Regions from separate parts of the Mus musculus genome. Here regions 2 and 3 are each linked to region 1. The links are chromatin contacts, found by POLR2A ChIA-PET in ENCODE. All regions are on one chromosome and are shown on one strand. Each heading gives the region's core, a stretch centred on a gene start or an enhancer-like site at or near the end of the contact. The rest is flanking DNA. Distances are from core to core; before and after follow the strand shown.

What was found. ChIA-PET counts read pairs that join two places held with the same protein, here RNA polymerase II (POLR2A).
Region 2: POLR2A ChIA-PET joins it to region 1 with 10 read pairs in embryonic stem cell. The contact joins the promoter of Timeless here to the promoter of Cnpy2 in region 1. POLR2A ChIA-PET finds 5 or more read pairs at or near these places in 3 of 5 experiments (Patski and embryonic stem cell).
Region 3: POLR2A ChIA-PET joins it to region 1 with 12 read pairs in Patski. The contact joins the promoter of Apon here to the promoter of Cnpy2 in region 1. POLR2A ChIA-PET finds 5 or more read pairs at or near these places in 3 of 5 experiments (Patski and embryonic stem cell).

What each region holds. Positions count from the first base shown.
Region 1 is chr10:128,319,806-128,324,846 of GRCm38, reverse strand. It overlaps Cnpy2 (canopy FGF signaling regulator 2), which reads right to left and starts at 2,388. Exons shown (of 6, transcript NM_019953.1): 1 at 2,072-2,388; 2 at 1,405-1,517; 3 at 1,148-1,263. The coding sequence starts at 1,492. It overlaps Pan2 (PAN2 poly(A) specific ribonuclease subunit), which reads right to left. Exons shown (of 26, transcript NM_133992.3): 25 at 4,402-4,599; 26 at 3,489-4,113. The coding sequence ends at 4,082.
Region 2 is chr10:128,229,413-128,234,453 of GRCm38, reverse strand. It overlaps Timeless (timeless circadian clock 1), which reads right to left and starts at 2,391. Exons shown (of 29, transcript NM_001164081.1): 1 at 2,279-2,391. It overlaps Mip (major intrinsic protein of lens fiber), which reads right to left. Exons shown (of 4, transcript NM_008600.5): 4 at 2,642-4,135. The coding sequence ends at 3,950. It overlaps Gm26847 (a long non-coding RNA gene), which reads left to right and starts at 1,391. Exons shown (of 2, transcript XR_380941.4): 1 at 1,391-1,706; 2 at 1,799-3,864.
Region 3 is chr10:128,251,285-128,256,325 of GRCm38, reverse strand. It overlaps Apon (apolipoprotein N), which reads right to left and starts at 2,195. Exons shown (of 2, transcript NM_133996.3): 1 at 2,045-2,195; 2 at 425-1,891. The coding sequence starts at 1,871. The coding sequence ends at 1,116. Timeless (timeless circadian clock 1) reads right to left here. Exons shown (of 29, transcript NM_001164081.1): 27 at 4,443-4,656; 28 at 4,238-4,333; 29 at 3,385-4,134. The coding sequence ends at 4,070.

The DNA of each region.
Region 1 (5,041 bases), core at 1,139-3,638:
ACTGTTTTTAACTCCACCCTCACACAGACATGGATTCAGGCAAAACACCAATCCACATAAAGTAAAAATAAATCAATCATTAAAATAAATTTCCTTGCATATTTCTTACTAGGTATAGCTTTAACTTATGCTTCTAGCTAATATAAATTTCTTGAATACAAAGACTTTTTTTAAAAAAATGATTTATTTTTATTTTATGCACGAGTGTTTGCTTGCATGTATACATGCCTGGTGATCACAGACACCGGAAGGAAATGTTTGATTCCCCAGAATGAGTTATGAGCCACTACATGGGTGCTAGAATCTGAGCCAAGTCCTCTGCAACAGCAGCATGTTCTCCTAACCACGGAACCATCTCTCTAGCTCCAGGGAAGACTTTGAGGGCAGGCATCACAGGAGTGTACCAGTATGCTGGGTTTATGGGATGTTAAGGGCCAAACACAGGGTTCTGTGCATGCGAGGCTAGCACTCTATCAACTGAGCTACATTCCCAGCTGGACAAGACCTCTTATTCTTTTTTTAAATAAATGTATATATACAATACTGCTATAGTGAAACAAGAGACATGCGGACTGGGGATGAGGAGAAACAGACTAATCAAGACCTAACTTCTACAGCAGAAACAATTAATTGAGGTTTGGGGCAAAGAAATACGTGGTTATAACTTTCCAGGCTCTTCCAGATAGGCAGAACCCAACTGCTCTGCTGTTTGTGTACTAGGATTACAGGCATGCAAATACCATAAGTGGCTTAGAGCCCAGTCCTTCTGATACACAATCAATGTTCTGGCTCCTTGGTTGTTTGTTTGTTTGGTTGGTTTTTTGAGATAGGGTTTCTCTCTATAACAGCCTTGGCTGTCCTGGAACTCTCTTTGTAGACCAGGCTGGCCTCAAATTCAAGATCAGCCTGCCTCTGCTGGGATTAATGATATGTACCATCACACCAGGCTGTTTCTTTTCTTTTCGAAGACAGTACCTAATTCTATGGGGTAGACCAGAACTAGAACTCAGAAAGATCCTTCTGGTCCCGCCTCTGAGGGTTGAGATCATTATCATTACAGGTCGAATGACTTCCTGCTTTCTTCTCTTCGAACAAGTTCATACTCTAAGCCCGAGTGAGCTACTTTATTTGAGGGATAGTAAATTACCTCCACAACTGACTGGCTGCCATCTGGATTGATTCGGAAGGATCCCATCTGAATGGTCTTCTTGGGGTCCACGCGGGCAATTTCCCACTCTAATTCATCCACCAGAGCCCTGCAAGCTGGTGTCAGGGAAGAGAACAGGGAGTGGGGATGGTGAGGGGAATGAGGGTTTTTCTATCCATCCTTGTTCCAAGCTTTGGATCTCATGACTCCCACGGGTCATCTTCCTCCCACTTCTCCACTGGTCTTCGTGCTTTTACCTCCACAGTGTAGATCTTGGCTCCTTCGAGCCCAGGCAGTTCCCAGCAGGACCCCCAAAAGTAGGGCTAGCCAACCCCAGCCTTTCATCTTTAGTGTAACAGGGTCGCTCCACCTGGATTTGTATGAAAATGAAACACAGGTGTGAGGAGAGCGATCCATTTCCCCCATGACCGTCACCCCTCATTCCAAGGCCTTCAGAGGCCTTGGTGTGATTCGGATTGTTTTCCAGGAAAAAACCTCGTTACAAACACCCGAGGGACCGGAGTTCGGGATGGGGGAATAGGGAGTGAGAGCTCGGGACTGGGACTCAGATCCAGAAACTATGTCCTCCACAGGTGAGGGCCTGGGTTTTGATACTTTGAGGACACTGAGGACTCACAGAGCTATGCAGTAGCTTTGAGATGGAGGTTATCGATTACGTGAGAATGACGGGCAGAAAGGAGCTGCCAGCAAGGAACCAGTCAGGCCATGAAGCCAGCGAGCACACTCCATAACCAGGGCCTATGTGGACCTAGCACCAAGGGTTCCGGAATCCCCATCTCTAGAATGTAAGTAGCTCCCGTGCAGACAGACCAGCCCCTTTTGTAAGGACTCCGCCATCGCTTTGCTCGGGTCCATTCCCAACCTCAGTGCGCCCACAGCCTCTGACGCTCGCATCTGTCCCACCTCTGCTCCCACGGCCGCCGCCGTGGCCCAGGCTCTGGAAAGCAGCCGGACTCTCACTTTGTTTTCTGTGGGTCCCAACCCTAGCAGCTGGCTGGGAAAAACGGGGCTGTCCCGGCTTCTCCAGAGCGCTCCGGCTCCCGCCAGGTTCAGGGTGGCCAGTGACCGCCTGGCCCAGCTTCCCGCACTTAACTAGGCACCTAAGCGGAGATCTGAGGGTCCCGTGCGAGCCCCCCACCGAAACTGACCCTAAGCCCGCCCCTCCAAACTCTCGCGCGAGCAGGCAGCTTTAGGAGCGCCTCCGAGGCAGCGAGGACCCCTTGGAAGACTTGAGGACCCAGACTTGCGTGGCGAATTGGTTCACGTGACCAACCAAAGAACAAAGGTAGCCTAGCTTACAGTGAGGACCGAGCGCATGGGGTGCCTGGGGAAATTGCATCAGTCCAGGTGGGCTAGGACTTGCAAACAGATGCAATTAGTAGTGGGAGAGAAGCCTAGGTTTCAATGCACAAAGATTTCATGATACAGCAAACTACATTTCCCAGGAAGCACTGCAGTACCACTCTGCCAGTAGCTACAGGTCTTTTTCTTTCTTAAAAAAAAAACAAACAAACAAACAAAAAAACTAGTTTTTAAAACAACTTCCTTCTTGTACCAAATTAATAAATGATCGTCATTAGGTATGTATTGGGTAATATCATTTTTGGTATTATCTGCCTTTTCAGGCAGGTTCTTGGAGATTTCTCTTAATTTATCCTCTGAGGATGGGGGTGTGGGTTATATTACGGTCAATATTCTTCTTAGCTCTCACGCTGTGAATAGAGCAATTCCTCTCTGAATTTTCGGCACACCGCAGGTACTGTCATGAGTGAAGCAGTGTCTTGCTATGTAGCCCAGGATGCCTTGAACTCAACTCCCCATCGCAGGCTGGTTGGGGACTGTGGTTCTCAACTGCTCCGCTGTTAGGATAACAGGTTGACACCACGCCTTAAGGTCTTGAGATAAACTGGGATTTGTGATCGCTTTATGTATTTAGGGTGCTAGGCAACTACAGCAAAGACCGAACACCGTCCAGGGGAAGAACAATTATGTTCCTCCTGGTGCCCGGCATGGTGGCGCATGCCTTTAATCCCAGCACTTGAGAGGCAGAGGCAGGCGGATTTCTGAGTTCTCGAGGCCAGCCTAGTCTACAAAGTGAGTTCCAGGACAGCCAGGGCTACAGAGAAACCCTGTCTCAAAAAACAAACCAAAAACCAACCAAACAAACAAAAAAACAAAAAAACTATGTTCCTCCTGGATCCATTCATTCTGGGACTCAGAATCTTCATTTCTAGGTGTGGATCTGAAAACACAGTTTTCATTTTCTCATTGTTTGGTGAAGTCAAATCAAAGAAAGAAAGAAGCCAAAGAATCCCACACTAGCGGTTTTCTAATGAGATAAAAATACTTTTATTTTATAAAACATGCTGTTTTAAGCAAAATTTTTAAAAAATAAAACAAAACTCGAGATAGAATGTATGGAAGACAGATACTTCTCAGCTGTGGTCAGGAATGAAGCCAGTAGCTCAGCTTCCTGCACACCGGTTTGATTGGCCCATTGAGACTCTACAAGCTGGTCCACCCAGCCACCGTCTCTCAAGCAGCTAGATGCTGGAGCTGCCTGGGTCTCTGTACCCTGTGACTGTCCAGGACTTCAGTTCTCTAGCAGACTGGGAACTGAGAGTTCTGGTTCTAGAGCTCTTTTGTACAGATATCAGTTGCCCAGGATATTTATTACGAACACCAATCACTCCACCTGGGTCACTTTAGGCTTTGTTTCTGGCCCACTGTTTTGCAGAGGATAAAGGGGGAATCTGGCAGCTAGAACCTTTGCAACAATTTTGCTGCTTTCCAGTTCTATTAATAGCACCATCTGTAGACCCTGAGCAGATCCAGTTCTGGAAGTGGACAGGGTAAAGCCGACTTGAGAAGCCACCTCTCAGTTCTGGGGACAGCACTGAAAGGGAAGGCAGCTCACAGTGCCAGCACTGAGAAGACAGCTGCATCTGTTAGGAGACAGAATCACGGAGACCAGGGTGAGCAGAGGAGGCACCAGGACACTCACTATACAGAAAGAGCATGAGGGAAGTAGGGCAAGGCATGGACATTTCCCTGAGCAAGCGGCTACACCAGTGTCTCTCTCACTGACTATTGGAAACACTGAGTGATGTGTGAACTGTCAGACACTTCAGGAGCAGGTAGGGGTATTATAATCTGAGGTGGTGGTATACAAGCTCGACATATGCCAGCAACACCTACCCAGCCCAGTTTCCCTCGCCTCAGCCCAGCCTTACTCTTGGGACTTGTCTGGCTTTCAGGCTCAGGCACCTTCCAGTCCATCTTTCGGCCCTTCTCATAGAGACCCTTGAGCACCTTGTGGAAGGACTCGGGCTCGGTGCCGTTCTTGCTCAGCTCCAGATACTTCCGGTAGAGTTGAAGGGCTGTGCGGGCATCCTCAATGCTGTCATGGGTCTCACCTTGAATCTTCAGGTCTGGGGTACACCGATACTTAAGGAACTCACAAAGGCGGCAGGCACCCCATCTCTATCCTGGCACCCACAACACTCCCACGCAGTCTCCTAGAAACATCTTTTCTTATTTTATGTTTACTGACTGTTTTGCCTGCGTGGTCTATGTATGGGTGTGCATGGTGACCATGAAGGTCAAAAGATGGTGTCAGATTGCCTGAACTGAGGTTACACACGGTTGTGAGCGGTTGTGAGCTATCATGTTAAGCACTGGGGCTTGATCCTGGGCCCTCTGCAAGAGCAGTGGTAGGTGCTCTAAGCCAACTCGTCAGACCCAGAAAACGTCTTCTTAAATTAGTGATAGATCTAACTAAAACCATTAGCTGAAAAAAATGGTAATTCTAACTTGAGAAATAACTATTCTTTATTCTAAAATGATTCCTGTTTTGTTGTTCTTGTAGATTTT
Region 2 (5,041 bases), core at 1,142-3,641, 90 kb after region 1:
GGTATAGGACATCTGAAACCCCAGCATGGGAGTCCAGGGCATGTTGTTCTCAAAATGGAGACCAGTTTGGGAAACTCAGGGAGTCTCTACCTTTAAGTAAGGCAGGGAAGGAGAACTAGAACATAGTGTCAGGGCTTGGTGTGGTTGGCCTTTGGTTCAACTCTCACTATGGGAAGACAGATAAGAGAAACATGTTTCTCAGGTGATTCTAATACAATTCAATGGACAGCTGCACTTAAAATGTCAACTCCTTGATCCCAGGGATCATGTAGGTGCTTAGTAAACGCTGATCCCTAGACTGAAGTAGACAAGTCTGGGAGGGAGGTTAAAGCTACAAATGGGGAGGAATCAGGACACACGCCAGTGAGCACACTGAGAGGGAAGAGCTGGGGAAAATTCCTGTCAGTGCAACTGCAGAAGTTATACCTGCATGTCTTCCACCAGTCCTCAAGGCCAGGACCTCTGCTCTCATCTCTTGGCACTGAGTGCCATGTATGATAAACTTTGTTTACTGGCACTGATAATAAACAAAGCTACAATGCTTCAGGAACACAAAGAGGGGAGTGGCCAGTACTAGGAAGGCAGAGGCTAGAGTAATGTGGAAAGTGTAAGCTGAATAAACCCTTTCCTCCCTAACTTGCTTCTTGGTCATGATGTTTTGTGCAGGAATAGAAACTCTGACAAAGACAAGGAAGTGGTGCAATACTCACTGAACGACAGGACTGGAAGGAGCCTTTTCTTCTGGCCCGTTCTCAGAGACCTGGTCTCTGGTGAGGTAGCTTCCGTTCTCAGAGACCTGGTCTCTGGTGAGGTAGCTTCTGTACATGCAATCCGACTCTGCTCAAAGACACTCAGCTTTTCCAGGGAGACCACTGGTGTATTGTGTGCATGCTTAGGTGTGTATATGTATGTATAAATATGTGCATGCCCACACACATCTGTAACAGACCAAAGGCCTTTCCTACCTGTCTTTTCCAAAGGTGGGCCTAAGAAGCTGCCCCCCCCCCCCAAAAAAAGATGAAAGAGCTGTCTCAGTTGAAGAATGCTTTCAACATCCAGTGTTTGCTCCATCACACAAAAAAAATTAAACAGAAACTCTTTTATTTATTTATGTTTCCCCCAACTTTGGGGCAAAGTTAGTCCATGTACTCCTGACTGTCCTAGAAATCAGTATGTAGACCAGGCTGGTCTCAAACTCACAAAGATCCTCCTGCTGTGATAAAGGTGTGCTCCACCATGCCAGGGTCTGCTTTTAATCATGTTACCATGAAGGGCTGAAACTCCTACTGCAAGCTCCTTTCCCCCAGTGAGTCTGAAGCTAGCCTGGTCTACACAGAGAATTCCAGCCCAGCCAGGACTGAGACCCTGTCCTTTTATTTATGATTCATCTTTCTGTGTGTTCCTGTTCATGGGATTCAGTTCTCTCCTTCCACCATGAGGGCCCCTAAGACTTCATTCAAATCCTCAGGCTGGTAACAAGCAACCCAACCTGCTGAGGCTTTGTCTGTGGGGTAACTAGCTTGGAGGGCTGGATAAACTGAATTACTGGAATTTAGGGCAACTGCACTTAAGTGACAAGAACTCTCCAGCAGAGGGAGTTCAAGTACCTTGAGGTACGAGCGGACGCGAAGCAAACACATCCTTTCCCTGAGGTTGGAAGTCAAACTGGATGAGAAAAATGTCAGGGACGCAAGACACCCACCTGGGTAAGCAAAACCGTACGCGACCAAAATGGGGTTTCAAAGTAAATGTAAAACCACGGGCTTCAGTTTTTTTGATTTTTGTTTTCCAAAACAAGGTTCTAGTGACAGCATCAAAGACAAAGAAATGACACTCCAGGAAAGAAGCTTAACTAATGGCTCTTGTCCTAGCTGACACCCCTAGAGGTTGTGTCCTTCTTAGGCAAGAGGATCGAACCAGGCCTATGAAGACCCCAAAGCCTGAGAATCCTGGCTCCTGACGACCTCCAGGCCACTGTGTCTTCGGGTCTGGACTGCAGAAGGGTTCTGTTCTACTCTCGGAACTCGAAGATCCTGGCCTCACCGTCCCTTCCCTAGCCCGAGCTCGGGGTGTGCAGAGACCCGCGAAAACCCGGCAGGTCTCCGGCGCGCTCGCCCGGGAGCAGGATCAGAACGCGCGTGCGCGCCGGGAGCCCCGCCCCCGCCCTTCAACCGCGCGGCGGGAAAGTAGCCGCTCACTGCTCCGCTGCTCGCCGCCCCGCCGTCCCACCACCTCAGGGACGCCCGTTGTCGGTCCTGGGTCCTCCGGACACACTCACCCGCTCTCCGCGAGTCCTCTGAAGCCTCGCAGAGCCTGAGGCCCTGAGGTGCGGGGTCGCAGCCTTTCCCGCCACTCGGCTGAGAGCGACCAGTCTGCGCCTGCGCGGGCGGGGGCGGGGCGGGGCGGGGCGGGGCGGGGCGGGCAGAGCCACTTGACTCTAGACGAGAGAGGGAGGATTGGATAAAGAAGGGAAACCCAAAAGGACTGTTTTATGTGAGTCGGGCATCTGCGTTAAAGTAAAAAACCAAAACGCTATGGGTTTTCTACTGAATTATAATAAGAATCAAGATCGAATTAAGGGAGAATTTACAGACGTACTTCCCCTTCCAGTCCAGTGGACTATTCCAAAGTCTTAAATGGCTAGTTAGAAAAGATGTGTTTTATTTGGGAGGAAGTGGAGAGTTTGATGTTTGGGGTGGAGTTTTGGGTTGTCTGTCTTCTTACAGGCATATGTTTTAAAGCTGGCAAGGTATATACAGGAAGCTCAGAATAGAAAGATCTGAAATAAATATTCCTTGTTCGTTCAGGGTCACCTGCGCCCCTGTTGAGACGATGCTGTTTTACGAACAAATACAAGATAGGGCTCCAAAAGAAAAAAAAAAAATCATCTCTGAATTAAGCGTTTAGATTGAGGAGATCGATATCTGGGTCATGAGGGAGAGTTAGCAGAAAGGATAGCCGAGAGAAAAGTGAAAAGACATACAAAAATAAAAGACTATGGAGCTAGTGATAAAAGTACAGAGATGCCATTTGCAAAGTTCAGTTTGCTCTAAATGAATCTTCCCCCACCCACTCACCCCACCCCCGTCTTGCCCCTCAACTCCTGTAAATTTGCTTCAGACACCAGATTTCCTGTTTTAGCCTCAGAGAGCAATTCTGGGCTTCAGCACCTTCTGTCTGGGGCTATTAGGCAGGGCCTTTTAAACTTGCCTAACCCCTGTTTCTATTGGAAGGTCCGTGGCTCAAGGCTTCTGAACACACAGCCCAGCCGGTGGATGTAGGCAGGCTTATGTGGCTTTACAGAACAACTCAAGGCCCGTGTTTACTTTTCTCTGGGATGAGCATCCATGAGATCCGTAGCCTATAGTCTCCCATTAACTCCCTCAAAACTTAGGTACACTTGTGTGGTGATCTGGAAATAAAATCTTGGATTCCTCTCCCACCAGACCTCCTAACCCCTGGAATGCCTTCCCTCCTCCTTTCTTTCTGCTGTCTGCTTCCTGAGAGGAACGACACCCCACCCACCCCCGTGACCCTTCAAAAATCAAGGTGCATATACTTGAATGGAAGCAGGGTAAAGGCCAGAAACTCGGGTTCCCTGTGCTCACCAAACTGGGGTGGGAAATGACATACATGTTGACACCTCTTTCCCCTCCCCTAGCTTCTGTGCCCGCAAACTCAGACACGGCCACACGCACCCACATTCATATGAACAGTCGTGCACACACGGCGAGGGTAGCTGGAGCGGGGAGGAAGGGAAGTTTGCACTAACCAGTCGTGAATGCAACTTGAAAGATTTCACACAGCAAAAGGGGGAAAAAAATGAAAAACGTAAGTTAAAAAATAAAGAAGTACATGACCCTCCCCACAGTCTCTTTCTTCATCCAAGGGCCGGTTTGGCCCTCCCTGAAACCCAGCGGCTTTCTGCGGCTCTCTCCAACTGGAGCTTTTACAGGGCCTGAGTCTTCAGTTCGACAGGTTCCCCTGTACCCTCTGGCTGTCCATTGGAGTCACTGGGTCTGGCTCCCTTCAGGATAGACAGTCTCTCAGAAACACTCTTGAGCCGGGGGAAGAGGAGAAAGTCATAGAGTAGGCTGCCCAGGCCCCCTCCGATGATCGGGCCCACCCAGTACACCTGTGGGAAGAGAGGAGGCATGCTCAGGCTTCGGGACTCTTCAGGAAAACACAGCATATCCTGCTCTCAGGCGCACAGCTAGGCATTAGTGAAAGCTAATGTAGCTTTTTGTTCTTCCTGCTGCATTTGGGGCTCTTCATGTGAATGAAGCCTGTGGGCTAGCACTGAACAGAACACCAGCTCTCTTGGTTCGTTTGTTGGTTGGTTTTAAAATTATAGACTCAGTGGGGCTGAAGAGATGGCACAGAGCATTCGCTGTTCTTGCTGGGGACCCAAGATCATTTCCTAGCATTAACATGGCACCTCACAACCATCTGTGACTCCAGTTCCCAGGGATCTAAATGCTCCATCTGGCCTCCAAGGGCACCAGGCAGGCACAAAGTGCACAGACACACATGCAAAACACCCGTATATGTTAAAAAATAAAATACAGCTGTGCATGGTGGCGCTCGGCTTTCATGTCCGCAACAGTGAGACAAAGCAGGAGGTTCTGTGGGAGTTCAAAGCCAGCCCGGTGTACACAGCAAGTTCAAGGTTACATAGCGAGAACTGTCTCAGAACAACAAAAGACCCAGAATAAAACAAAACAAAACTTAAATTGTCTAGAAAAATCTAGACTCTGCTGCCTATATCCCAAAACCTGTCATTTTCTTCTGGTTTACTAACCGTTTTATTTTCTTACTCCTCCATCCTACCTCTACCCACTTAGCATGCATATATTCTATTTGTTGTTATTTTTGAATTAGTCTACTATTTCTCAGAAAAAAATAAGTTGTGGCAAAATACCCTTTATAACATAAAATGTGTCTTATTAAACATTGCTTATTATGACTTTGCTTAATACAGGATCTCATTAGCTCAAGATGACCTCAGACTGGCTGTGTAGTGGAAGACGGCCTTGAACTC
Region 3 (5,041 bases), core at 946-3,445, 68 kb after region 1:
GTGTGTGTCCATCACTACACTGCTCCACTTCCATAGGTGACAGGAATCCCCAGAGTCCTGTGCGGTCCCACTGGCGAGAGCTGAGACAGCTCGAAGAGGTGTGGACCCTATCTAGCCCCCAGTCCCATGAATATGTGAAATGGCTGTTTCTCTACAAGAATGTGCCCATTTGAACGCATTGCTCAAATCTTTGGCTCAAGACATTGGAATGTGCTCTGTGTCCCCCCCGCACAGCCCTCTCTAGGTACAGAAGGAACCACAGAAACCCAGTCGAGAAATCCTGGAAGTCAGGCAAGAACGTTTCAGCCCGAGGCAAGAGGACCACTCCAAGCTCAAGGCTAGCATGAATTTTGTACTGAGTTCTGGGCCAGCTGGAGCTATGAATTTATATTAAACTTCCTTAAAGCTCCCAAATCAGTGAGTTCAACATAGAAGCAGCTTTTTATTTGTCTCATCAGTTTAAGAATTAACAGAAGTAGGCTTAGTGGTGAACGGCTTGTCTAGTATTCCTGAGTCCCTGGGTTCAACCCCAACACTACAAAAACAGAAGTGAGGGCACAGGTCTATAATTCTAGCACTTGGAAAGCTGAAGTAGGAGTCCCATAAATTTGAGGCTGGCCTGGGCTATATAGTAAGGGCAATGGCCACAAAGCAAGACAATCTCAAAATACCAGAACAAATACAGACATGGTGGTGCACACCTTTAATCTCAGCAGGTGGAGGCAAAGGCAGGTGGATCTCTGAGTTCCAAGATAGACAGAGTTACCCAGGCAGACCCTGTCTCAAAAACAAAACAAAACAAAACAACAAACCTTCCTTTCCTTAATATCCCAAAACAATATGAATACAACCAAGGCCCAGAATTCAGCTGGGAAATTAAAAAGCATTAAGCAAGGAATTAAAAAGTATTAAAGAGGGAAATTGCAATACCCATAGCATTTAGAAACTGAAAGACTGAAGTCATATCAAGTGTCTTCACACATTAGGATCAAAGGAAGACAATGTATGAATTTGTAAAATGCAGCCAGCGTCTAGCTACACACCGTGGGCAGCTGCTGTGTGCACACCTACTAAAGGGCTATGAGAAAGTTCATTCCATGCCTAGGAGGCCGTGTCTATCCAAAATAGGTCTGAAAATATTCCCACACAAGGTTCACAAAAATACGCTTTAAAACGACTGCAAGCTGAGCAACGAGGTATACTCGATCTTCAACGGGAATCTTGGCGTCTTTAAGTTCTGGGCTACTCATCAGCCTCCTGGCTACTTCATTCATACTTTCCCAAGACTCCATGGTACAGTGCTGGGTGACATTGACTACAGAGGCCTTGAACTCTCTTACTAGGTCAATAGGAGGGAGCTTGTTCGCCGTCTCCAGCAGCACCTGGGCCATATCGTACAACACCCACCCGGGTTCATAGGTGCACGCCTCAGGCAGGGTAACTGAGCGCCGGACCCTCCTCATATCCCCAGGGGATGGCACCAGATGCCTCAGAATGACTTCATTGTTGCCGATCCCTTCCTCCTGGCTACTCTTTTGACTCTGGAGGACCAGGGTTTCCGCGCTGTCTTTTCCTCCCATTTCACTGATCCGAAGCTGCAGACTGTAGGCCTCGGCAGGGCAGCCAATGTTTTCCAGGACAACTCTCAGGGCTAAGAGGGACAAGAACTCAGACAGAGGAGCAGCGGGGAGCACCGTGTACAAGAGGTCCCGACAGGTAATGGGGGTTGGAGGAGGAATCTTGTTGGGGAGCACATTTGATGTGGGTTCAGTTCTTGTGACGGCTGGCAGGCTGCCATTCTGCGTCTTCCACGGAAAGGCGGTCACCGGGGACAGTAAGATACAGCCAAGAAGCAATGCAGCCTGGATCATGGTGGGTCCACAGGACAGCCCTGTTGTGAAGGAGCAGAGCTCAGGTGAGGAGGGCGCAAATATTCAACAGGAACAGGCACCAAGAATGGTCAGAGTTTGGTAGAGTCCTGGTCATTAGAGACTTCAGTTTCCCTGGACATAAGAGGGGGCCTCTTAGAGGCTGTTACCCTCACCTGTCTGGCAAGCAGCAGAGGAATGAAGTGGTTCTCTGTCTCACTCAGTAGGTCCCTAGTTGGAGCGGCTACCTTCCAGAGGTTAACTTCTTGTAGGTGATGACTGGAAACAAGTATTTACCACCTCTCTTTGGGTAGACTTTATCTGACCAGCTATTGCCCCATCCTGACAGGCAAGGCTCCTCCTTTGTGGCTAGGCGGTCCCTAGACCATAGTCCAGTCTCTGTAGCCTCTAGGCAGTGGAAAGTTTGTTCTCTTTTGAGACTGGGCCTTCTGTAGCCCTAGCTGGCTTGGAATTCAACTAGTTAGCCAAGGATGACCTTGGATTCTGATCCTTCTGCCACTATAACCCCAGTACGGGGATTTATGGGAATCTGCAACCAGGTGCAGTTGCCGTGGTACTGGGAATCAACTCCAAGGATTTATGCATGTTAGGCAAGCACATTACCAACTGGGCTACATTCCCAGTCCATGTGTCATGTTTACTTTAAAGATTTCCCAATCAAAAAATTTGAAAAATAGAACCTACAGCAAATCAAATCAAGTTATTACCAGAGCAGTCTTTTGAGTTTTTACCTTTATTGTTTTTTTTGTTTGTTTGGTAAGGTTTTTGTGGTTGTTGTTTCAAGACAGGCTTTCTCTTTGTAGCCCTGGCTGTCCTAGAACTCAATCTGTAGACCAGGCTGGCCTCAAACTCAGAGATATGCCTGTGTCTGCCTTTTAAGTGCTGGGATTCAAGGCGAATGCCCACAGAGGCCAGATGAGCTGGAGTTACAGCCAGTTGTAAGCCACCTGACATGGTTGCAAGGACTAAAAATTCTACTCCTTTGGAGAGAGTCTTACATGTTCTTAACCACTGAACCATCTCTCCAACCCCTATTTACTTTTTTGTTGAGATAGTCCTGGCTGCCCTGGAGCTAGGTAGACCAGGCTGGCCTTGAACACAAGGCCTCTGCCTCCAAGTGCTGAGATTAAAGGTATGAGCTACCATCACTCTTCTGGCTGCCTTCTAATTTTTTTGGACACTTTATAACCTAAGCTGGCCTAACTTCCTATATAGTCTAAGTATTCTTGCTTTAGTCTCCAGAGTGCTGGGATTATAGGCATGAGCCACCACCATACCTGTTTTGTTTCAAGACACAGTCTCAGACTCGTGGGTAAAAGGGATTTTTTTTGAGATTTTATCAAAGCCTCATGAGGAGCTGAACCAACAGGCATGTACCCTGTGGTCAGCAAGATGAAGCATCTTGTTACTTGTGGATAAGAGGAAGAAGAGGAAGAGGAGGAAGAAGAGGAAGAGGAGGAGGAGAAGGAAGAGGAGGAGGAAGACAACAAAAGTCTCTTTTTTTAAAAATTATATTTATTATCAAGCTGATTTTTTAAATTACATTTATTGGCCCACGCGTAGGGCTATATGACTCTTTCCTCTCCCTCATGGCAATTCTCTTGCCTCTGTCTCCCACACGATGGGATTAGCTCACACTACCAAGCTCAGTTCAGGACATGTCTTTTAATTTTACTCTTAAAAGTTCTTCCGAAGACACAACAGATGGCTGGCTGGCCGCTCTGAGATGAGCAACTGTTAATTGTACACATTTAATATGAAACACAAATCAGGGATGCTTGTCAGCTTGAGAGTGGTGCATCCCAGCTCTCCCTCAACTGTAGAAACGGGTTCAATCATGTGTCCTGGGATGAAAGAAAGAAAATGGGAGCAATCCAGTGCTTTGTGAGGACAGAATGAACAACCGTGCTGGGTTATAAAGCTCCCCGTCAGAAGCCAAGACGCAGTCCTTAGAGGAGGACAAGCCACCTTGAACCTTTCGCCACTCTTCATTTGCTACGAGACGGACCCAGAGACCGGCTGTGCACGCTGATGAACCTGGGGCAAGGACTGACCGCAAAGACTCCACCCAACACTGCTGCCTAAAATTCCTGGGCTGTCAATGTAGAGAAGATTGCTTCCAACGCAGGCAAAAGTAGCTTTTGTGCCTCCAACTCACATCGGTCAAACACATCTGGCTTTCAGTCATCCTCATCCTCAATCTGAAACCGTTTCTTCCTGTGGACTCTTGGCGTTCCCGACACTGCTGCCATGGGAATGACAGGTAAGAGACAGAAATGGAAAGCATCTAAGTATGTAAAAGGATAAGGCAAATGGCCAGTGTCTCCACTGAAGACAAGAGTCCCTACCTTGCCTCCTCCCCTCATCATCTTCCTCTTCGTCGCTGTCCAGCAGTTGCCGCTTCTTGGGCGCTGAGTTCCATTCTTCCTCCCCAGTGGCCTCCTCTGCAGTGATGTAAGACACAGTCGGGAACCGGCCCTGCATCGTCTCAACAGCCCTCACGCCACACGGTGGCACAGAGTAAGTCACCAAGCGGGGGCCATGGCACTTTACCTTCTGTAGGCCCCAGGCCTGCTTTCCTCTTACGGGCTGACAGAAGGGCTCTCAGGGCTTCTGTCCGGTGCTCCTCACTGGGACCCTGCTCTCCGGGGACTCCTGGCTCTGGCTCCTCTTCCCTTTCCTCCTCGTTTTCTTGCTGACTCAAAGAAGCAGCCACCCTCCGAAGCTGGGTGGAGCTCAGTTTGGCTGGAATTCTCCAGAAGGTTTCCTACAGGTACACAGCAGGTGAGATCGCTGCCAGGGAGGACCGGCCTTTCTGGCCACTCTTCTGCTCTATCAGTCATTGAGTAAGCATGACCCCCCCCCCCAACCAGGAATGACCCACAGGAGTTGTGAATTGGACTTACACCCAGCACCTAGCTCAGTGCTACACCAGGTCACATTCACTGTGAATACAGCTATTAGCAATGAATACAGGGAAGGATCTGGGCCATGTAAAAAGTTAGCCTGTGAGATCCACACTCAGAGTCAATGGGGGCGCGAGGGGAGCGGCCGGGCAAGATGTTAAAGCGCCACTGGACTGGGCGCCCGAGCAACTATTCCCACTTCCTGGGTCAGACAGGCAGTAAGATTGCCTCTCTGTGCAAGTTCTG